2 separate regions of the Homo sapiens genome follow, and region 1 is linked to region 2. Evidence: read pairs that join two places in POLR2A ChIA-PET (ENCODE). Cell type or tissue: Panc1. All regions are shown on one strand. Each heading gives the region's core, and the rest is flanking DNA. Links, peaks and the distances in the headings are about the cores only.

Region 1 (11,543 bases), core at 2,263-10,262, 70 kb before region 2:
CTGTAGCTTCGGCCTCCTGGGCTCAAGAGGTCCTGTCACCTCAGCCTCCTGAGTAGCTGGGACCACAGGCACACACCACCATGCCCAGCTAATTTTTTTTTTTCCCTGTAGAAATGAGATCTCACTATGTTTCCCAGGCTGCTCTCGAACTCCTGGGCTCAAGCGATCCTTCCACCTTGGCCTCCCAAAGTGCTGGGATTAGACATGAGCTATCGTGCCCAGCTAGTTTTCCTTTAAATAAATACATTTCTGTTGTATTTTAGAAGAGGGCTAAATTGAAAGAAGCTGTTAGGTAAATAACAGTTGAGGCAACGTGCAGAAACGGCAAAGTTGTGAGTGTCCGAGGTCAGGGAGCATAACAGAGGACGAGATCTTTTCACGTGCTTTTCTTTGCCCTCGGAAGTTGCTACTGGTTATTGGTTAATGTGGTCTTTGGAGTTAGACCAACCTGTTGTCATGGAATGTCTGGCTGTAAGGAGTCCAGGGCTGGTATCCTCGCTCTACTTAAGGACCCAAGACGCCTTCCATCATTGCAACACTGTCTTCATCTGCAGAGGCACAGATATCTCACTTCCACAGTCACATCCCAGCCAGTGGAGAAAGAGAGGGATGGGGAGAGCATGCTCCTCCCCACTAAGGGCATGACCCCCAGCTATGCTCACATGCCATTGGGCAGAAGAAAATCACATGAGCAGGAAGGCTGCAACTCATAGTCTTTATTCTGAATGTCTTGTCCCCAGCTTAGATGTGACACTTCTGCTATTGGGGAAGAAGGAGAGACTGGATATTGGGGAACAACTAGTAGTGCTGGTTCTAAGAAGGGAACAGTTAAATAAACTATACTTCATCCGGAAGCCGGAATGTTTAGCCACTAAGACAATGAGATAGATCTATATAAACGGCTATCAAGAGGTGTCTTTTTTTTTTTTTGAAACAGGGTCTCACTCTGTCACCTAAGCTGGAGTGCAGTGGTGCAATCTCAGCTCACTGCAGCCTCAACCTCCCAGGCTCAAGTGATCCTCCCACCTCAGCCTCCCAAAGGGCTGGGATTACAGGCGTGAGCCACCACGCCCAGCCTGCTTGAACGGTCAAACCTAACTGGATGCCAGGAAGCAAGGAGAGCCGGGTGATATCACCTGAAACCCACAGCAATCAGCTTCATGGAGCACCGAGCACAGTCAGGAGGGGTAGAAAAGGGATCCAAGGTGGGTGACGTGCTTGAAGAGCGAACATTAACCAACCCCTCTAGGAGGGTGTGGAGCAGGAACTGGAAGGGTCTGGGCCTTGAGGCTAGCTGGGAAACTAATTTGGAAGTTGAGACAAGAATTTATAAAAGCCGGAATCAGGGCTGTAGCATAGAGATGCGAGGAAGAGCTAAATGCATGAAGAGCCAATGAGATGGATGCTAGGGTCTGTGGAGAGTGAAGGAGAGGAGTCTAGGACAATCTCACGTTTCTGACTTGGTGAACCACTACTAGCTAAGGGAGAGGACCCTGGAGGATAAGAGTGGGTTTCCTGGTGCAGGGAGTGGCAGGTGGGTGTGCAATATGATGTATCAAGGAGCCTGGGAAACAGCCCAGTGGAGCTGTCCAGTTGACAGCTGCTTTTAAGTGGTGAGGACACTATATTTTTTCACCACTGTATCCTTAGCACCTAGCTCAGAGCACTGAAAATATTTGTTGGATGCATGGATGAATGGATGGATGGACAGACAGATGAACAGACGGATGGACAGATGGACGGATGGATGGATGGATGGTTGGACAGATGGATGGACGGATGGATGGATGGACAGATGCAGGGATGGATGGATGGATGGATGGATGGATGGATGGATGGATGCATGGATGGATGGATGGATGGATGGATGGACGGATGCATGGATGGACGGATGCATGGATGGATGGATGGATGAATGGATAGATGGCTGGATGGTTGGATGGATGCATGGATTGACGGATGGATGGATAAATGGATGGATGGATAAATGGATGGATAGATGCATGTTTAAGGAAGAAACCAATAATAGAGATATCAATTTGGGGTTTGTAAATCACAGGTGATGGCTGAGGCATGGAAATGGGTAAGCATGTAGAATGAGGGCTCAGGAAATATCATAATTTGAGAAGAAGAAAGGAGACTAGAGATCTGAGCAGGAAGAGTCAAAGATTCAAAGAGGCATTGATGAGGTGAGGGTTGGGCATGGACAACATGAGAGAGTGGAGTCTCAGATCTGGGGAGAGGGGAAATTTCAGGGAAGGAGAAAGCCATGGTCTGAAATGCTGCCTGTCAAGAAATCTATGGGGAAAGCCATGCATGGTTCTGTGACAGTGGAGATCATTTTTGGGGTAGAGGCAGACGCCAGGTCCCAGTGGGGTGAGGGGTTAATGGATAATGGAGATGAAGGTGGTGGTGTAGATTGGATTTCCCAAGAATCACATTCTGAGGTGCAGATCTGAGTGGAGGTGGCTTATTGGAAAATATCCTCAGAGTACATTGATAAGGGAGGAAGGGAGGCAGGACAGGGCAGAGGGAGAAGTTGAGCTGCAGTGAGGTCGCAACAGAGGCCTCAGCCAACCTCTCAGGGAGCTGTGCAGCTGGGATGTCCCTCAAATATGCTCTGCACCCAAGGAAGGACAGGGACCACCCCACTGACCAAGCACTGGATTTAGGCTGTGGATTTAGGGGAATTGTCCTTCCTCTGGCTAAGGACAATTCCTTTTGGGGAGACTCAGCTGGGAGCTGGCTGCCACACTCTCCCAGCAGTCAGGCAGTGAATGCCTCCACCCTGCAAGGAGGTCGGGTGCGCCCCACAGGGAGTGGCAAGTGTAAACTGTCAGGAACTGATCAGTGGAGGGAAAGAAGGGAAGCCAGTGCAGCAGCTAGAGGGAGACAGAGGTCAGAAAAGCCTTTGTGTGTAGCTCTAGTTCATAGTTTGAGAAACACTGCAGTGTGATCTTAGGCTGGGAGAAGAAGCCCCTAGAGAGTGAGAATGAAGACCCAAGAGTGAGGATAGACCTGCCACACTTTCTGTTTAACCCCCAGAGCTTAGAACACTGCCTGGCACACATTTGCACTTAAGAAATATCTGCGGAATGGCTGAATCCAGGAGTACATTCCAGACATTTTAACACTGAATAGCAGAAACAGAGTGCCGATATTTAGCTCCATGAAGAAATACATACGCATTTAAATATAGGAATGTACTTGAAGTTGGGCACAGTGGCTCACACCTGTAATTCCAGCACTTTCGGAGGTCAAGGCAGGAGGATTGCTTGAGTCCAGGAGTTAGAGATCAGCCTGGGCAACAGAGTGAGATCCCCATCTCTACAAAAACTACAAAAATTAGCCAGATGTGGTGGTGCACACCTATAGTCCAAGATACTTGGGAGGATGAGGTGGGAGGATGGCTTGAGTCTGGGAGGTCAAGGCTGCAGTGAGCTATGATTTTGCCACTGCACTACAGCCTGGGCAACAGAGCAAGACCCTGACTCTTTCAAAAAAAAAAAAAAAAAGTACTTATAAGGGGAACCAAGACACTCAAATACTGCCACACCACCGTTATAATCTGTAGTGCATTCACAATTTCATGGAAGCCCACAGAAGCCAAGAAATTCCCTCCAGCCCCTAATCCTCCATCTCAACTTCAACCACGGCTTCTTTCATGTAATGTTGGTCCATGTTTTTCCATAAGAACCCATTTATATAAAGACTTTTATGATTCCTTAAAACAACTTTGTTGAGGTAGAAATGACATGATAAACTACACATACATGTACAATTTGAAGAGTTTTGACACAGGCATAACCGATGAAACCATTACAGGAGAACGAACATACCCATCTGTATTAGTCCATTTGCACACTGCTGATAAAGACATACCCGAGACTGGGTAGTTTATAAAGGAAACAGGTTTAATGGACTCACAGTTCCACATGGCTGGGGAGGCCTCACAATCATGGCAGAAGAGCACAGAGACATCTTACATGGCGGCCGGCAAAGAATGAGAACACAGTGAAAGGGGGAACCATATAAAATCATTAGATCTCGTGAGACTTATTCACCACCTCGAGAACAGTATGGAGGAAACTGCCCCTGTGATTCGATTATCTCCCACCAGGTCCCTCCCACAGCACATGGGAGTTATGAGAGCTACAATTCAAGATGAGATTTGGGTGGGGACACAGCCAAACCATATCACCATCGCCCCGAGAAATTTCCTTCTTCCCCTCTGTGACCCCTCCCTCCTGCCTTTCCCATCCCCAGGCAAACATATATCCATCACAAGAAATTTGTTCCCGGATTCTACATTTGTATGTAAATGAATCAGAGTATGTACTTTTTGTGTGTCTGGCTTCTTCCCTTGGCAAAATTATTTTGGAATTTTTTTTTTTTTTTTGAGACAGAGTTTCACTCTTGTTGCCCAGGCTGGAGTGCAATGGTTAATTTTGTATTTTTAGTAGAAATGGGGTTTCTCCATGTTGATCAGGCTGGTCTCGAACTTCCGACCTCAAGCGATCCATCCGCCTTGGCCTCCCAAAGGACTGGGATTACAGGCGTGAGCCACTGCGCCTGGCCTGTTTTTTACGTTTGAAAGTATCTAACAGAGAAAAGCCTCAAGAGAGTGCTTTGTTCACAATTCTGTCCTGTTTGTGCTTTTTCTCAGTAGTTTAGACACACACATAGAAGAATTATATTTATTAGCTGGGCTTGGTGGTGTGCACCTGTAATCCCAGCTACTCGGAGGCTGAGGCATGAGAATCACTTGAACTCGTGAGGCAGAGGTTGCAGTGAGCCGAGATGGTGCCACTGCACTCCAGCCTGGGCAACAGAGTGAGATTCTGTCTCAAAAAAAAAAAAAAAAAGAGAGAGAGAGAAGAAGGATTATATTTAATTGAAATTCTCATAATAACCAGGTTGATGGCAAATGGGCTGTTAGTCAAGCTGGAGGGCTCCAGAGAAGGATTTACCTTTGTTAGCAGACAGTTGCTTTGAATTCACGTTTCTTCCTGGAGGGTTTTAGCAACTTCTGAGTGGGAATGGGAATGGGAGAGTTTGAAGGTTTTTCCTTCCAGTTCCCTGGACTCTGGAGACGGTACCTCACAGGGAGACGCTATGGGTCAAAGGGCAGTATTTTCTGTAAAGGGCCAGGTAGTAAATATTTTAGGCTTTGCAGGCCATGTGGTCTCTGTCACAGGTATTCAGCTCTACCATTGTTGCACAAAAAGAGCCAGAGATGACAGGTAAACAAATGAACATGGATGTGTTCCAATAAAACTTTATTGATAAAAACAAGCAGTGGGCCAGATCCGGCCTGGCAGATGGAGAGAATGGTTTGCTCGCCTTTGCTTTAGTCAATGGAATGTCACTAAAGCCTCCCCTCTACTATTTATTATGGATGTGGGTGATTATGATAATGAAAGTTGTAGAATTTAGACGACATTAGAGACGATGATATAATATGTAACCCATGAAATATTTGAGGTTGGGCATTGTGGCTCAGGCCTGTAATCCCAGCACTTTGGGAGGCCGAGGCGGGTGGATCGTTTAAGCCCAGGAGCTTGAGACCAGCCTACGCAACATAGAACCTGTCTCTACAAAAAAATTAAAAAACTAGTCAAGTGAGTTGGCGCACACCTATAGTCTCAGCTACTCAGGAAGCTAAAGCAGGAGGATCGCTTGAGCCCAGGAGGTCGAGACTGCAGTGAGCTGTGAGCATGCCACTGCACTCCAGCCTGGGTGACAGAGCAAGATCCTGTCTCAAAACAAACAAACAGAAACAATCAGGGCTGGGCGCGGTGGCTCACACCTGTAATCCCAGCACTTTGGGAGGCCTAGGTGGGTGGATTACCTGAGGCCAGAAGTTTGGGACCAGCCTGGCCAACATGGTGAAACCCCATCTCTACTAAAAATACAAAAATTACCCAGGCGTGTTAGGGGGCACCTGTAATTCCAGCTACTCGGGAGGCTGAGGCAGGAGAATCGCTTGAACCCGGGAGGCAGAGATTGCAATGAGCAGAGATCGCGCCACTGCCCTCCATCCTGGGCAACAGAGCAAGACTCCGTCTCAAAAACGAAACAAAAAAAACAAAAAACAAAAAAAAAAACAATCAAGACAATTTGCTTCTTAGAGCCAGGCTTGCATTAAGGTCTAGGCTGTAGCCACATCAACAGACACCATGAGAACAGACATTTCCTAAGGTGTAGCCAACAGGTCCCATATCTGCCTTCTCTGTTTTATTCTAACTCCCCGTGGGCTTTGGCTATGTGGGGACAGGAAGGCCCTGGGACTGAAAACCAGATGCTTTTCACTATCAGGTGATCATCCTGCTGGGCAAAACACCTGCAAGATGCAGCGACCAACCCCGGATTCAGAACAACTTCAACAGGTGGCAATTTATGATCTGCTCCCTACTAGGAATACGGAAGATGGTCATTAAAATAGTAGCACACAGTTATTTAGCACTTACGGAAGAAAGCTCAACAGTTTACAGGTGTTACCTCATTGAAGGCTCGCCACTATTCTGTGAAGGAGGTGTTGTTATTTCTCCCTCGTTTAGCGGATAATGAAGCAGATTTGCAGAGGTGAAGTAACTTGCCCACGTCACACACCTACTGAGCCGTGAAGTCTAAAGACAAAGCGTGTGTCTCTGCAATGCTGCAAAAGAGTCAGAATATGTTCTGTGTGGCTGGGCGTGGTGGTCCATGCCTGTAATCCCAGCACTTTGGGAGGCTGAGGTGGGCAGATCACTTGAGGTCGGGAGTTCGAGACCAGCCTGACCAACATGGTGAAACCCCTGCTCTACTAAAGACACAAATATTAGCCAGTGTGGTGATGTGTACCTGTAATCCCAGCTACTTAGGGGACTGAGGCAGGAGAATTGCTTAACCCAAGAGGCAGAGGTTGCAGTGAGCCAAGATTGTGCCACTGCACTCCAGCCTGGGCTACAGAATGAGACCCTATCTTAAGAAAAAAAAAAAGGTGTTCTGTGTGTCTTTCCTGTGCTGAGACTGGAGTAGCTGTATCCTTCTAGAGCAAGACAGCAGGGTCCTAATAGCAAAGTTTACCCAGCCCTTATCATGAGCAGCCACACTTGGAAACAATGTGCATGAATGTTTTAGGGTGAAAGCCTGCACTGTTGTAACAAGTGACTCAGCAATAACACGGCTAAAATAAGGAAATTCATTCTGTTCCATGTCTCGGTCCACGGGGAGGCTCCAAGTCAGTGGCTTCTCTGTTCCAACAGGAACCCAGGCTGCTAGCAGCTCTACTGTTTTCCTTACACACAGCCTGCAAGGGGACTCAGTCACCATCCTGACCAAAAAGAAGTCAGAAAGGAGGGGAAGACAAGGGCAGGGAGCTCCCTCTTAATCACGGGAGGCAGAAATTGTGTGAATCACAGTCCCTTTCATTCCACTGGCAAGAGTTAGCCACAGCTAGACACAAATCGGGGCTGCCCAGTGCAATCAGCCTTGTGCCCAGGAAGGGAGGAGGGCAGGTTTTGCTGGCCATTTCCCACCCCAGAGCATTATTTTATTTAATCCTTATAGCAGCCCTAATTATTTGACAAATGGGTAGACTGACACACAGGGCAGTGAATGGGGATACTTACCATAAGTCACGAAGTCAGTAGAGCCAGGATTTAGCTAAACACTGAAGGCAGAGCCCAGGTACTTACCTACATGCCATGCAACTGCCCCCGCGCTGGAACTTGCCACAAATGCCCATGACAGTGGGTTATCAGTAAAGTCACCTGCTATAACCCAGATTTGTGCTGCTGGAAGTTTTTGGTCAACAGGCTTCCACGGGATCTTGTTCCACTCCAGTAATCTCCAAGTGTCTTGAAGTCACACTCCAAATTTTAACCTCTCTGCCATGGTTGACCTACTGTTAAAGTGTTTAATGATTAATTTTTAAAGACCTTGTTGATTCATTAACAATCTACTATGTACTATGCACTAACTGGCAAGGTTTATTGAGATATAAACAGCTTGTACCCCAACAGAATCTACTGCCATAAATAGGCTTTCCGGTAAGGGTCTATTTTCATCAGAAGACACCTTTTAACCGATTATGTGGCTTTCGGTTTAGACATAATGTTTACAAGAGTTTTCCTAGGTACACAGGCTCATACAAGTTGGCCATAGAGCACAAGTTCTAAAACTGGTCACAGACCTCTTAACACCAAGGACTCCAAGGACCTTTTGTTATGTGGATGATAGCTATAGATATTTATCATATCAGACATTTAAATTAATAAACAATTATAAATATGTACTGCTTTTTTTTTTTTTTTTTTTTTTTTTGAGATGGAGTCTCCTAATGTTGCCCAGGCTGGAGTGCAGTGGCACGATCTTGGCTCACCGCAACCTCCACCTCCTGGGTTCAAGTGATTTTTCAGCCTCCCAAGTAGCTGGGATTACAGGTGCGCACCACCACGCCTGGCTAATTTTTGTATTTTTAGTAGAGATGGGTTTTCACCATGTTGGCCAGGCTGGTCTTAAACTCCTGACCTCAGGTGGTCTGCCCCCCAAAGTGCTGGGATACAGGCGTGAGCCACCATGCCTGGCCCACGTACTGCTTTTTTAAAGAATAATAAATCCACTGCATGTTAAATAATTTTTTATTTTTTAAAAATCCCATATTTTCCCAAAAGATTTATTGGAAACAGTGGCATCGTTTTATGTTTTTACAAATCTTTTTAATGCCCAGTTTAAGAGAAGACAGCTGGAATCTCATATTTGTTTCTATATTCAGTCTGTTACTACATCTCATGCCACTTAGTCTCTGGAAAACTACACTGGACTTTCATGAATAGAGAAAAAAAAACCTTAGTATTAAGAAGTGGGCTGGCACAGTGGCTCATGCCTGTTATCCCAGCACTTTGGGAGGCCAAGGCGGGCAAATCACCTGAGGTCAGGAGTTTGAGACTAGCCTGGCCAACATGGTGAAACCCTGTCTCTACTAAAAATACAAAAATTAGCAGGGCATGATGGCAGGTGCCTACACTCCCAGCTACTTGGGAGGCTGAGGCAGGAGAATCGCTTGAACCCAGGAGGCGGAGGTTGCAGTGAGCCGAGATTGTGCCACTGCACTCCAGCCTGGAAAAAATAACAAACAAGAAAAGAAGAAGGAGAAGGAGAAGGAAAAGGAGAAGAGAAAAGAGGAGGAGGAGGAGGGGAGGAGGGGGAGGGGGAGGGGGAGGAGCAGCCTCGACCTCCTGGGTTCAAGTGATCCTGCCTCCTCAGCCTCCTGCGTAGCTGGGACTACAGGTGCACACCACCACACCCAGTTTTTTTTTTTTTTTTTTTTTCCTAATTTTTGTAGAGACAGGGTTTCACCATGGTGCCTAGGCTGGTTTCAAACTCGTGGGCCCAAGTGATCTGCCCACCTCGGCCTCCCACAATGCTGGGATTACAGGTGTCAGACACCATGCCCAGCCCCATCTCTGGGTTCTTAACCCACACAGTCTCCTGCAGCTACTGTGGATGAAAAGCAAGCCAGGTTTGTGAGAACCGTGACTCTTGGGAGATAGAAACAAAACCAGAGAGAGAGAGAGAGAGGGAGAGAGAGAGAGAAAAACTGTAGTTTTCCCTCTTTGAAGCCACACTAAAGAGCAAGAATAAGCCTTGAAATCCTCAGAGTCAACTAAATGCCAGGTAGGCAGCTCATGGTTAACTTAGGGGATTTTGGGAGAGCTAGGGAGGAAACTGATTGCTCAGAGAGACTGAGACTTGCCCAAGGGCTCACTGTTGCTAAGTCAACAAATGTATCTTGTCTTAACAGGGACTCTTTCTCCCAGGCTTGCATGTTGCCTAGAAAAGCTTATTTCAGTTTTGAGGATTTGCTCTTTTCAATTCTTGCAACAAATAGCAACATTTGAGTTGTTAGGGATGTGGGTAGGCAAAGGTGTGTTATTAAAAGTCTGCAGAAAATCTAGGAAGAAATCACATCTTGAGCCCTCTAGGAGAACATGCGACCCAGGAATACAGATTCCAAACAGAGCCCCGTGCATCATTTGACACACCCCGCATTTTAGCTATTTTGTTGCTTTTGAATTTACCAAACCTTACAAGTCATCAGAGTTTCTATTAAAAACAAAAACAAAAACAAAAAAAACCCAGACTTAGATTTCTCTTGCAAAAGGAATGCTGGCAACATAAGACCCACGTTCTTACGTGGTGACAATGGGCTGGAACTAAAATCTGGGAGACAGACTCGCAATAACTGTATTTGCTCAGTGTATTTGCTCTGTATGAATTCACTGTTTGTATATTTGCTCTTTTTTTTGAGATGGAGTCTCACTCTGTCACCCAGGCTACAGTGCAATGGCATGATCTCGGCTCACTGCAACCTCCATCTCCTGTGTTCAAGCGATTCTCCTGCCTCAGCCTCCCGAGTAGCTGGGACTACAGGTGCACCCCACCACGCCTGGCTAATTTTTGTATTTTTAGTAGAGACAGGGTTTCACCATGTTGGCCAGGATTGTCTCGATCTCTTGACCTCATGATCCGCCCACCTCGGCCTCCCAAAGTGCTAGGATTACAGGGGTAAGCCACTGTGCCCGGCCATCTGCTCTCATTTTTAAAGATATAATTTACATACAATAAAATGCATGAGTCAGCCAGGCGCGGTGGCTCATGCCTGTAATCCCAGCACTTTGGGAGGGTGAGGCAGGAGAATCACTTGAACCCAGGAGACAGAAGTTTAAGTGAGCTGAGATGGCGCCATTGCACTCCATCCTGGGTGATAGAGTGAGACTTGGTCAAAAAAAAAAAAAAAAGCATAAGTGTTCATCCTTCAATTCACGGGGTTTTACCAATTGTATATACCGTATAATTACCACCCAATTCAAGATAATAGAAATTTCCATCACCTCTGAGAGCACACTCCCACCCTCTTCCAGTTGTTCACTGGGTCCTGTTCTTTGACTTCTGTCACCACAAATCCATCTTTCCTGTTCTTGAGCCTCACATAAATTGAATCATAAGGTCTGTACTCTTTTCATGTCAGCTTTTTTTTTTTTTTTTTTTTTTTTTTTTTGAGATGGAGTCTTGCTCTGTCTCACCCAGGCTGGAGTCCAGTGGCGTGATCCTGGCTTACTGCAGCCTCCACCTCCTGGGTTCAAGCAATTCTCCTGTCTCAGCCTCACGAGTAACTGGGACCACAGGCGCACACCACCACAGCAGGATAATTTAATTTTATATTTTTGGAAGAGACAGCGTTTTACAACATAGGCCAGGCTGGTCTCGAACTCCTGACCTCAGGCGATCCACCCACCTCGGCCTCCCAAAGTGCTGGGATCACAGGTGTGACCACCGCACCCAGCCCAGGTCAGCTCCTTTTGCTCAGCATAATGTTTCGTAGAGTCTTCGATTCATCCGTGGTGTTGCGTGGGTTGGGTAGTTCATTCCTTTCGATGAAAGTTTTTCACGGTGTTGGATGCACCGCAGTTTGTTTCTTCACTCACCTGTCGATGGAACTGGTGTTGTTTCCACTTAGAAACAGTTTTGAATAAGGCCACCATGAACACTTGTGTGCA
Region 2 (11,467 bases), core at 1-8,000:
AAGAATTTCATTCTTTTTTATGGCTAAATAGTAGTCCACTCTGTATGTATATGTACCACATTTTCTTTACCCATTCATCTGTTGACAGACACTGAGGTTGATTCCATATGTTGGCTATTGTGAAGAGTGTTGCAATAAATGGGGTGCAGGTATCCATTTGCTATATTGATTCCAATTGCTTTGGATATGTATTAATCCATTTTCACACTGCTATGAAGATATTACCTGAGACTGGGTAATTTATAAAGGAAAGAGGTTTAATTGATTCACAGTTCCACATGGTTGGAGAGGCCTCAGGAAACTTACAGTCATGGTGGAAGGCGAAGGGGAAGCAAGGACCTTCTTCACATGGTGGCAGGAGAGAGAAGTCCAAGCTCAGAAAATGCCAGACGTTTATAAAACCATCAGATCTCATGAGAACTCACTCACTATCATGAGTACACAAGGGGGAACCACCCCCATGATCCGATCACCTCCCTCCCTCGACATGGGGGGATTACAGTTCCCTCCCTTGACATGTGGAGATTACAATTGGAGATGAGATTTGGGTGGGGACACAGAGCCAAGCCATATCAGGATATATGCCCAGTAGCAAAATTGCTGGATCATATGGTAGTTCTATTTTCAGTTTTTTGAGGAACCTCCATAGTTTTCCATACTAGCTGTAGTAATTTACATCTCCACCAACAATGTATAAGAGTTTCCCCTTCTTCACATCTTCACCAGCATTTATTATGTTTTGTCTTTTTGATGATCCCCATTCTAACTAGGGTGAGATGATATCTCATGAGGTTTTGATTTGCATTTCCTTGATGATTAGTGATGTTAAGCATTTTTTCCTGTCTGTGCCAGCCACCTATTTTTTTAACAAGTCCACTAGAAGGTTGAGAACCCCAGGTCTAAAGGGCCAGTTTCAGGGCCAAGCACTCTGCCTCCCTATTTGCACTTCTCTCTCCACCACGGCTCCACTGGCTCCCTCCTAAATCTTCAACGGAGTCCACAGCTGCCTAAAAGTATTTTCTGATCCTGAGTTCTTGTGAGCCTGGAAAAAAACCCTCTTCTGCTAAGTCCATCTGAGAAATGGCACATATTTTTATTTTTTCATTAAACTTTAAGTTCTGGGATACATGTGCAGAACGTGCAGCTTTGTTACATAGGTATACATGTGCCATGGTGGTTTGCTGCACCAATCAACCTGTCATCTAGGTTTTAAGCTCCACGTGCATTAGGTATTTGTCCTAATGCTCTCCCTCCCCTTGCCCTCCACCCCCCGACAGGCCCCAGTGTGTGATGTTCCCCTCCTTGTGTCCATGTGTTCTTATTGTTCAACTCCCACTTATGAGTGAGAACATGTGGTGTTTGGTTTTCTGTTCCTGTGTTAGTTTGCTGGGAATGATGGTTTCCAGCTTCATCCATGAGAAATGGCACATATTTTTAAATAAACTATATGGAAATTAAGAGAGAAGCAAAACAACCCTCAAAACACAATCCCAGCACTTTGGGAAGCCAAGGCGGGAGGAACACTTGAGGCCAGGAGGTCAAGACCAGCCTGGGCAACATGATGGAACCCCGTCTCTACTAAAAATACAAAAAAAAAAAAAAAAAAAAAAAAAAACCTGGGTGTGGTGGCACGCCTATAATACCAGCTACAGGCTAGGAGGCTTAGGCAGGAGAATCGCTTGAACCTGGAAGAGGAAGTTGCAGTGAGCCGAGATTGTGCCACGCACTCCAGTCTGGGCGACAGAGTGAGACTCCATCTCAAGAAAAAATAAAAATAAAAATAAAAAAATTAATTAAAGAAAAAGAAATTAGCTGGGTGTGATGGTACATGCCTGTAATTCCAGCTACTTGGGAGGCTGGAGCCTGTGAGGCTAGGGTTGCAGTGAGCCAAGATGGCACCACTGAACTCCAGCCTGGGCGACAGAGCAAGACCCCATCTCAAAAACACGCGCGCGCGCGCACACACACACACACACACACACACACACACACACACACACACAGAGTTTAGAAATGCAGTATTTACAGAGCCAATCTTCTCTACCTGAGCTTTGAAATAAACTAAGGGTTTGCCTCCTGGCCATAATACTTACTAGCAATATAATCTGGAGAAACTAACCTCTGGGCCTCAGTTTATCTGTCTTTGAAATAGGGATAATAACAGTATCTTCCCCCATAGAGTTGTGAAAATTAAATGAGGTGTATGTACAAAGCTTACTGCAGCTCCTGAGTCATAGTAAACCTTCAGTTAATGTTGGGTTTGTGGAAGAAGAAGGTTTTGTGCTATGTTTGGATTTAACTGGGCTAGAGGCATCTTATTTCAGGCATCAGAGGGTGTGAAGCATTCTGACAAGAGAATCTACGTATAGGAAATGATTCATTAACCAGGACAGGTGAGCAGATGTTACTGAACAGTGAGTTAATGATCATGGACGGATCACTTGAGGTCAGGAGTTCGAGACCAGCCTGGCCAACATGGCAAAACCCCATCTCTACTAAAAATACAAAAATTAGCCGGGCATGGTGGTGGGTGCCTGTAATCCCAGCTTCTCGGGAGGCTGAGGCAGGAGAATCACTTGAACCTGGGAAGCAGAGGTTGCAGTGAGCTGAGATCGTGCCACTGCCCTCCAGCCTGGGCGACAGAGCAAGAGGCTCCGTCTCAAAAAAAAAAAAAAAAAAGACATTATTGTAAGATTGGCCACTAGGTGTCCCAGCTTCATCTGGGTTACGATAACAATAGCTGAATTTTTTCCAGCACTTCCTATAAAGTCGTGTTATTATCCTAGTTTTACAAATAGGGCAACTCGTCTCAGAAAGCGTAAGTAACAAGGTCACAGCTTATAAAGTCTAGACTCTTTTTTATTTCATTGAGCTATAAACTTCCATATGATAAGCCTGTGTCCGGCCCCATGTTGCCTGGGCCTGGGGCTCTGGGGGCCTGACTGCTCACCTCTGGGCCTGTGTTTCCTTCGTAGATCAAGTGGCCTGTGCAGATCCAGAGATCTGCCAGAAGATCTGCAGCAACCCCTCAGGCTGTTCGGACATCGCGTATCCCAAACTCGTGCTGGAACTCCTGCCCACAGGTAATGTCCCTTCACTCCTGAATCAAGTCCCCTGGAGCACCCAGAAAGGAGATCACCGGATGGGCTCTGATCCAAGGCAGGGTCAAGAAAGGAGGGCTGGTGGGGGAGGAAGACTCTGGGCTCCCCAAGAAAGGCTACGTCCTGCAGGAAGCTCTGCCCCGCCGTCCTCCCTGAGGTTCTGCCTCCTCCAGTTGAGCCCACTGGGATCGGCTGCTTTGGCAGAAAAGGACCGAGGCCCATGACCTCCCTTCCGCCCCCAGGGCTCCGTGGGCTGATGATGGCTGTGATGGTGGCGGCTCTCATGTCCTCCCTCACCTCCATCTTTAACAGTGCCAGCACCATCTTCACCATGGACCTCTGGAATCACCTCCGGCCTCGGGCATCTGAGAAGGAGCTCATGATTGTGGGCAGGTAAGTCCCCACTGGGTGGGGCTGGGGCAGGGGGAAGAGAGAGCTGAGCCCACCCAGAGGCAAAGTCCAGGTTCAGCCAGCAACCTATCCAGGCTGAAGAGCATTAGGACTCCATGTGCAAGACATTCATTCATTCAGGAGATGCTGAACGAGCACCTACTGTGTACCAGGCACAGGGCACATAACCATGAAAGGGCTCAGTTCTTGCCTTCATGGAGCCAGGGAAGGAGGAGAATAAGCAAATAATTTTAACCCAGCTGGGCGAGGTGGCTCACACCTGTAATCACAGTACTTTGGGAGGCCGAGGCGGTGGATCACTTGAGGTCAGGTGTTCAAGACCAGGCTGGCCAACATGGTGAAACCTCATCTCTACTAAAAATACAAAAATTAGCTGTGGTGGCGTGTGCCTGTAATCCCAGCTACTCAGGTGGCTGAGGCAGGAGAATCGTTTGAACCCAGGAGGCAGAGGTTGCAGTGAGCCAAGATGACGCACTGCACTCCCGCCTGGGTGACAGAGTGAGACTCTGTCTCAAAAAAAAAAATTAAAATAATAAAATAAAATAAGCTGGGAGTGTTGGCATGTGTCTGTAATCCCACCTATTCGGGAGGCTGAGGCAGGAGGATCACTTGAGCCCAGGAGTTGGAGGCTGCAGTGAGCTATGCTCTCACCACTGCACCCCGGCCTTGGCAACAGAACAAGACCCTGTCTATTAAAAGAGACAGAGAGAGGGAAAGAGGAGTAAATGTTCAGATGATGCTAATTTGTGCCTCTCGCCGCCGGCACCAGGGTGTTTGTGCTGCTGCTGGTCCTGGTCTCCATCCTCTGGATCCCTGTGGTCCAGGCCAGCCAGGGCGGCCAGCTCTTCATCTATATCCAGTCCATCAGCTCCTACCTGCAGCCGCCTGTGGCGGTGGTCTTCATCATGGGATGTTTCTGGAAGAGGACCAATGAAAAGGTAGCTCTGGATGGCTCCCACTATGCCAGAACCAAGTGCTGCCCCTTGAGGACTGGGATAGGATGGGAGGGGAGGGTGTTGGAGGGAGACACAGGCTGGAATTGGGTGTTGAGAGGGAGGGTGAGTTCCATTGGTGGAAGATACAGGGAGGGTGTTTATCTGACCTTTGCAAAAAAGCAATGAGAGGGCTGCTGCGATGGCTCACACCTGTAATCCCAGCACTTTGGGAGGCCGAGGTGGGTGGATCACTTGAGGTCAGGAGTTTGAGACCAGCCTGGCCAACATGGTGAAAGCCCATCATTACTCAAAATACAAAAATTAGCCGGGTGTGGTGGTGGGCGCCTGTAATCCCAGCTACTCAGATGCTGAGGCAGGAGAATCACTGGAACCTGGGGGGCAGAGGTTGCAGTGAGCTGAGACCACGCCACTGCACTCCAGCCTGGGCGACAGAGTGAGACTGTCTCAAAAAAAAAAAAAAAAAAAAAGCAATGAGAGGTTCTCATGAAAAGTATCTTGATGCATTTTTTGTTATTGAACAGGGAAGCTAAATTAAGAGGGAGTTAGTAAACTATTAGTAATCAATTCATTATAAAAAGATAAATGGTTAAGTATTGCAGAACCTTTTCAAATTGCTGACCCGTGCTTGCAGTGACCACCACAAGAAAGACAAGTCCTGGAGATGGCTTCTTGAGGTTCCTGGAGGCCAGAGCCCTTGGCGTCTCTAAGATGATCTTGCTCTGATTTTGCAGGGTGCCTTCTGGGGCCTGATCTCGGGCCTGCTCCTGGGCTTGGTTAGGCTGGTCCTGGACTTTATTTACGTGCAGCCTCGATGCGACCAGCCAGATGAGCGCCCGGTCCTGGTGAAGAGCATTCACTACCTCTACTTCTCCATGATCCTGTCCACGGTCACCCTCATCACTGTCTCCACCGTGAGCTGGTTCACAGAGCCACCCTCCAAGGAGATGGTACATTTGGGCTGATGGCTAGATCCGTTGAGACTTTTTGTTGGAAGTGACAGAAAACTGACTCAAACTGACTTAAGCGAAGGAGACTGATTGTCCAAAAAGCTGAAAAGTCCAGGGTTGAGGTTCAGGGGCAGGATGATTTGGGACTCTGAAAAGGTCATCAGAATCCATCTGCACTTCTGCTTCAATTCTTAGGTCCCATATGGAGCCCAGTATCTTCTAGAGATACATCCTCTTTTACTGTCATTAAGTAAACATAAGGCTGGGGTGCGGTGGCTCATGCCTGTAATCCCAGCACTTCGGGAAGCTGAGATGGGAGGATCACTTGAGGCCAGGAGTTTGAGACCAGCCTGGGCAATATAGTGAGATCCCGTCTCTTAAAAAAATGAAAAAATTAGCAGGGCGTGATGGCTCATGCCTGTAATCTCAGTTACTAGAGAGGCTGAGGTGGGAGGATTGCCAGAGCCCAGGAGTTTTGATGGTGCAGTGAGCTATGACCATGCCACTGCACTTCCAGCCTTGGTGACAGAGCAAGACCCTGTCTCACAAAAAAAAAAAAAAAAAAAAAAAGGAAAAGAAAAAATTAGCAGGGCGTGATGGCTCATGCCTGTAATCCCAGCTGCTAGGGAGGCTGAGGCAGGAGGATTGCTTCAGCCCAGGAGTTTAAGGCTGCAGTGAGCTATGACCATGCCACTGCACTCCCACCTGGGTGACAGAACAAGAGCCTGTCTTTAAAAAAAAAAAAAAAAAAAAAAAGTAAAAATAAGCATTAATATTTCTGTCCCAGAATTTCTAGAGAATTTCTAGATTTCCATTGATGGAGTCAGCTCAGGACACATGCTCATCCGTGAACCAATTCAATCCCTGTGGCCAGAGAAACGGATGAGCTGAAATGACCAGTTCTGGGGTCCTGCAATACTCTAGGGTGAGGGTTAAGCTCTGGGGATTAGAATGAGGGATAATCACATCCCAGCAACAGGAGGATGGGGTTTATCGGAGAAAGACGTGGGAATGAGCAGGGGAATTGTGCGCTGATGTTGAAGAGTGCAGGAACATGATGCTTGTTGGAGGATGGGGTGGGAGGGTGGGGCTGGGAGCAGATTCAGACACAAAGGCTGAGTGTGGGGTTGGGTGGGGAGTGTGAGAAAAGGATGGACAACCCCGGCCCCACCTCCACCACAAATCTCATCATTCATCCCTGCTCCTTAGGTCAGCCACCTGACCTGGTTTACTCGTCACGACCCCGTGGTCCAGAAGGAACAAGCACCACCAGCAGCTCCCTTGTCTCTTACCCTCTCTCAGAACGGGATGCCAGAGGCCAGCAGCAGCAGCAGCGTCCAGTTCGAGATGGTTCAAGAAAACACGTCTAAAACCCACAGCTGTGAGTAGCTTCTCTCCTCAGTTACAGCAAGAAGGAGTACGTGTTAAAGGGATTGATTTTTTTTTTTTTCCTATCAAATCACAAGCCAGGAAAGTGGGCAGACTTGGAGTTTTAGCATCCTCTGGCTCCAGTGTCTGATCTGTCCCCACGCTCCGGCCATGGGAAAGGAGTTTTTAGTAACTTTCAACAAGCTTCCTACGGGCACTAACAGCAAACAAACACTTGTTGAGTGCCTACGGAGACACGGTTGGTTCATTTCATCCTTATTCTCTGCACATGGGTAGGCAGGAACACAACTTGCCTTCTCTCAGTTAGTGCTTCTAAACTGGCGGCTTGCAGACATATTTTGGCTTAGCCCACCTACAGTTTCAACAAAATGTGAGTTAACATTTAAAAATTGAGAGATTTTGGCCGGTCAGCATGGCTCAGGCCTGTAATCCCAGCACTTTGGGAGGCCGAGGTGGGTGCATCACTTGAAATCAGGAGTTCAAGACCAGCCTGGCCAACATGGTGAAATCCTGTCTCTACTAAAAATATAAAAATTAGCCGGGCATGGTAGCGCATGCCTATAGTCCCAGCTACTTGGGAGGCTGAGGCAGGAGAATCGCTTGAACCTGGGAGGTGGAGGTTGCAGTGAGCCGAGATCACGCCACTGCACTCCAGCCTGGACGACAGAGTGAGACTCTCTCAAAAAAAAAAAAAAAAAAAAGGGAGATTTCAGTCGGGCATAGTGGATGGTGGTTCACGCCTGTAATCCCAGCACTTGAACACATCTGGTGAGTGTCCCTGTCTCACCTCTCTGGGAGATACAGACCACCTCTACGGTCTTCCTTTGCTGGGTTCTTTCTAGGTGACATGACCCCAAAGCAGTCCAAAGTGGTGAAGGCCATCCTGTGGCTCTGTGGAATACAGGAGAAGGGCAAGGAAGAGCTCCCGGCCAGAGCAGAAGCCATCATAGTTTCCCTGGAAGAAAACCCCTTGGTGAAGACCCTCCTGGACGTCAACCTCATTTTCTGCGTGAGCTGCGCCATCTTTATCTGGGGCTATTTTGCTTAGTGTGGGGTGAACCCAGGGGTCCAAACTCTGTTTCTCTTCAGTGCTCCATTTTTTTAATGAAAGAAAAAATAATAAAGCTTTTGTTTACCACAAGGCTTCCAAGTGTTTATAGACCATTTTCAACATGACACTTAGCTCTTTTCTTTTTTCTTTTTTTCTTTTTTTTTTTTTTGAGACAGTGTCTCGCTCTGCCACCCAGGATGGAGTGCAGTGGCATGGTCATAGCTCACTGCAACGTCAAACTCCTGGGCTCAAGTGATCCTCCCTCCTCAGCCTCACAAGTTTCTAGGACTACAGGCACACACTACCATGCCTGGCTAATTTTTCCTTTTTTCAAAGAGATGTGGTCTATGTTGCCCAGGCTGGTCCTGAACTCCTGGCCTCAAGTGATCCCCCCACCTCAGCCTCCCAAAGTACTAGGATTACAGGCATGAGCCACGATGCCCAGCCTCTTTTCTTCTTGAAAATAATGAAGGTTAGAAGATGGAAAGAGGAGAGACATGTAAAAGCTTCCTTTTGCAAAAGACTAGTTATTCATTCTTCTTATCCATTGTGCAACATCAATACCCAAATTCAAAGGGATAAAGAAGCAAAGGGACTTACAAGACCTCCCAGGCTGACAGCAGCCACATCTCCGGGGTTGGATATTTAGCATCTGAACTTGCCCAGCTCACCTTCACAGTGCAAAGAATGGGACCTGCATTCTATCTCTTGCCTTCCACTGTGGCTGGCTTTGGGTGAAGGTCCCCGAGTTTTCTCACTGTGATACTTTCTCCTAGATATTTCTTGGAAATAGACCCCAGTTGGTACTCTGAAATCTTGTGCTGTAAGAAAATCAGGGAATTGTGTGCACTTCTCAAGTTCTGGCTTAGACTCTTGTTTTTGAGACAGGGTCTCTCTCACTCTGTCACCCAGGCTGGAATGTAGTGGCACCCTGAGATCTCACTGCAGTCTTGACTTCCTGGGCTCATGTGATCCTCCCACCTCAGCCTCCTGAGTAGCTGGGACTACAGACATGCACCACCATGCCTGGCTAATTTTTAAAATTTCTTCGCAGAGACATGGGGGGCGGGTCTCTCCTATGTTGCCTGAGCTGGTTTTAACCTCCTGGGCTCAAGCAATCCTCCTGCCTTGGCCTCCCAAAGTGCTGGGATTACAGGTGTGAGCCACGCACCCAGCCTTAGACTGTGTTTCTTTGCTTAATTCCCCATGATGATGCTTCCCTAAAAAGAAGCAGCCAGGTGGATGTGCATCTCAATGAACCTCCCCACCAAAAGCCAGTAAGGCTTTGACCTGCAGAGCAGCGGCCTCCTGTTCTGGGTAGAGCCAGCCTCCTCAGCTTCCCAGCTTTGGGCCCACTGGAGTCTGACGGAATGACCCATCAGGGCTGCGTTTGCCACGTGCAGAGCTAAGAGCAGGACAGGGCCAACGGAGTGAGCCCTGAGACCATCTCTGGAGTAGCTCAGGGCCATGAACCATCCAGGCCTGGGATAAGGTGGGGTGGACTAGAACCCCTTCCTGGCCTGACAGAGCTGGAAAGCAGAGGAGTCTCTCGAGGGACCCCAATTTTCAGACCAGAGGAAAGTAAACAGGACCCCCTGGGGCTGAGGAGCTGCCCACCCACTTAATCCTCCAGTGATGATGTCTTTCTGGTTCCTACTTGATGCCAACAGCTAGGACTGGCCTGGTGCACAGGCAAATAATGTATTGGTCCAGCCTCAGCTCTGCTCATAGGCCCAGCTCTCTACAGGAATCCAAATAGCAGTAGTAGGTTGGACAAAGGGCACCCCCAGCCCTCCTGGGAAGGGGTATGGGCGGGGAACTGGCTGCTAACATGGCTCCAGGCAGGAGCGTGGAATGGTTCTGGAGCAAGTGGGCTCAAGGAGAAGTCTTCACCGGGGAGGTTGAGCTTCTGCCTCCAAGGCCCAAAGAAGGGGAGTGGGCGGCATGGGAGGCTTCCACTACAGTCCTGAGCTCCCCGTCCAAGCCTGCCCCTCACACCAAGACCCCTGTTGCCTCTGGCTGGGGTCAACAGTGTGTTTCAGCAGGGACGCACTGAGCTGTCACTATGATAGCTCAGGCCACCCCCATCTCTGCCCGGACTCCTGACTGCCTTCTCACATCCAGTCTTCCCATTCTCCAGCCACTGGCAGGGTGAGCAACTCGGATCAAGCCAATCCTCTGCTTGGAATCCTTCAGAGACCTTCCCACTCAGGATGAACTCTGCAATCCTTTGCCTTCCTTTTTTTTTTTTTTTTTTTTTTTTTTTTTGAGACAGGCTCTCACTCTGTTGCCCAGGCTGGAACACAGGGTGCGATCATGGCTCAATGCATTCTCAAACTCCCAGGCTCAGGTGATCCTCCCACCTCAGCCTCCTGGGTAGCTGGGACTACAAGTACGCACCACCATGCCTGGCAATTTTTGTTGGTTGTTGTTGTATTTTGTGGAGAAGGCATTTTGCCATATTGCCCAGGCTGGTCTCCAACTCCTGGGCTCATGTGATCCACCTGCCTTGGCCTCCCAAAGTGCTGGGATTACAGGTGTGAGCCCCCATATCTGGCCTTTTTTTTTTTTTTTTTTTTTTTTTTTTTTTTTACAGACAGGGTCTTGCACTTTGTCACCCAGGCTGGAGTGCATTGGCATGATCATGACTTACTGGACCCTCGAACTCCTGCCTCAACCTCTTGAGTAGCTGGAACTACAGACATTTGGCCACCATACCTGGCTAATTTTAATTTTTTTATGTAGATGGGGTCTTACTATGTTGCCCTGGCTGGTCTCAAACTGCCGGCTTCAAGCAATTCACCCACCTCAACCTCTCAAAGTGCTGAGATTACAGGTGTGAGCTGCTGTGCCCAGCCAGCTGAGAGATTTTAAATGTTCTCGCCACAAAAAATAAATGATAATGGAGGTGATGGATATATTAATTAGCTAGATTTAACCATTCTGCAATGTATACATATACAAAAACATGTCGTATACCATAACTTTTATCAATTTAAAAAACCAGTGCAGTGCAAATACAATTTACAGATGTGCACAGAAACTGAATTCAGGCCAGGTGCAGTGGCTCACATCTGTAATCCCAGCACTTCAGTGGGCTGAGGTGAGTGGATCACCTGAGGTCAGGAGTTCAAGACCAGCCTGGCCAACAGATCAAAACCTCATCTCTACTAAAAATAAAAAAATTAGCCTGGCATGGTGGTGGGTGCCTGTAGTCCCAGCTACTTGGGAGGCTGAGGCAGGAGAATGGCTTGAACCTGGGAGGCAGGGGTAGCAGTAAGCCGAGATCATGTCACTGCACTCCAGCCTGGGTGACAGAGCAAGATTCCATCTTAAACAAATAGAATGACAACCAAAAACCCCAAATTCAAATACAAGTAGAAAGAGTGAAAACAGAACCCTGAGGATTTTTTTAGGTTGGGGTTCTTCCTTGTATCAAATATCCCCCTCCCCACATGTCATTTGTGATGATGTTTCGTGTGTGAAGGATAGACCCTAAGGTGACCCTCAATCATCCCTACTTCCTGGGAAGTGGATCCTTCCCCAGCCCAGCCTCCAGATGAGATCCCAGCCCTGGCTGCTGCCTTGACTGCAGCAGATGAAGATCCTGGA

What was found. ChIA-PET counts read pairs that join two places held together with the same protein. Peaks named below come from ENCODE experiments on the same cell type or tissue, not always from the same donor. Only the 100,000 strongest peaks of a DNase experiment are listed, where the experiment ranks them.
Region 1: POLR2A ChIA-PET joins it to region 2 with 14 read pairs; 6 of 35 experiments call an interaction of 5 or more read pairs at or near these places.

What each region holds. Positions count from the first base shown.
Region 1 is chr16:24,831,763-24,843,305 of GRCh38, forward strand. No RefSeq gene overlaps it. Among named protein-coding and RNA genes, the nearest start is that of SLC5A11, 8.4 kb to the right of the region's middle. RefSeq lists an enhancer at 2,746-3,040. In Panc1, for the core only: a CTCF peak has its summit at 2,884; no DNase peak of the experiment used is centred there; H3K27ac peaks cover 849 bases.
Region 2 is chr16:24,903,682-24,915,148 of GRCh38, forward strand. SLC5A11 (solute carrier family 5 member 11) reads left to right here. Exons shown (of 17, transcript NM_001352248.3): 12 at 2,976-3,083; 13 at 3,344-3,494; 14 at 4,282-4,450; 15 at 5,200-5,415; 16 at 6,625-6,796; 17 at 7,647-7,945. The coding sequence ends at 7,852. Among named protein-coding and RNA genes, the nearest start is that of SLC5A11, 63 kb to the left of the region's middle. RefSeq lists an enhancer at 2,768-3,268. In Panc1, for the core only: a CTCF peak has its summit at 2,725 (motif pointing right); no DNase peak of the experiment used is centred there.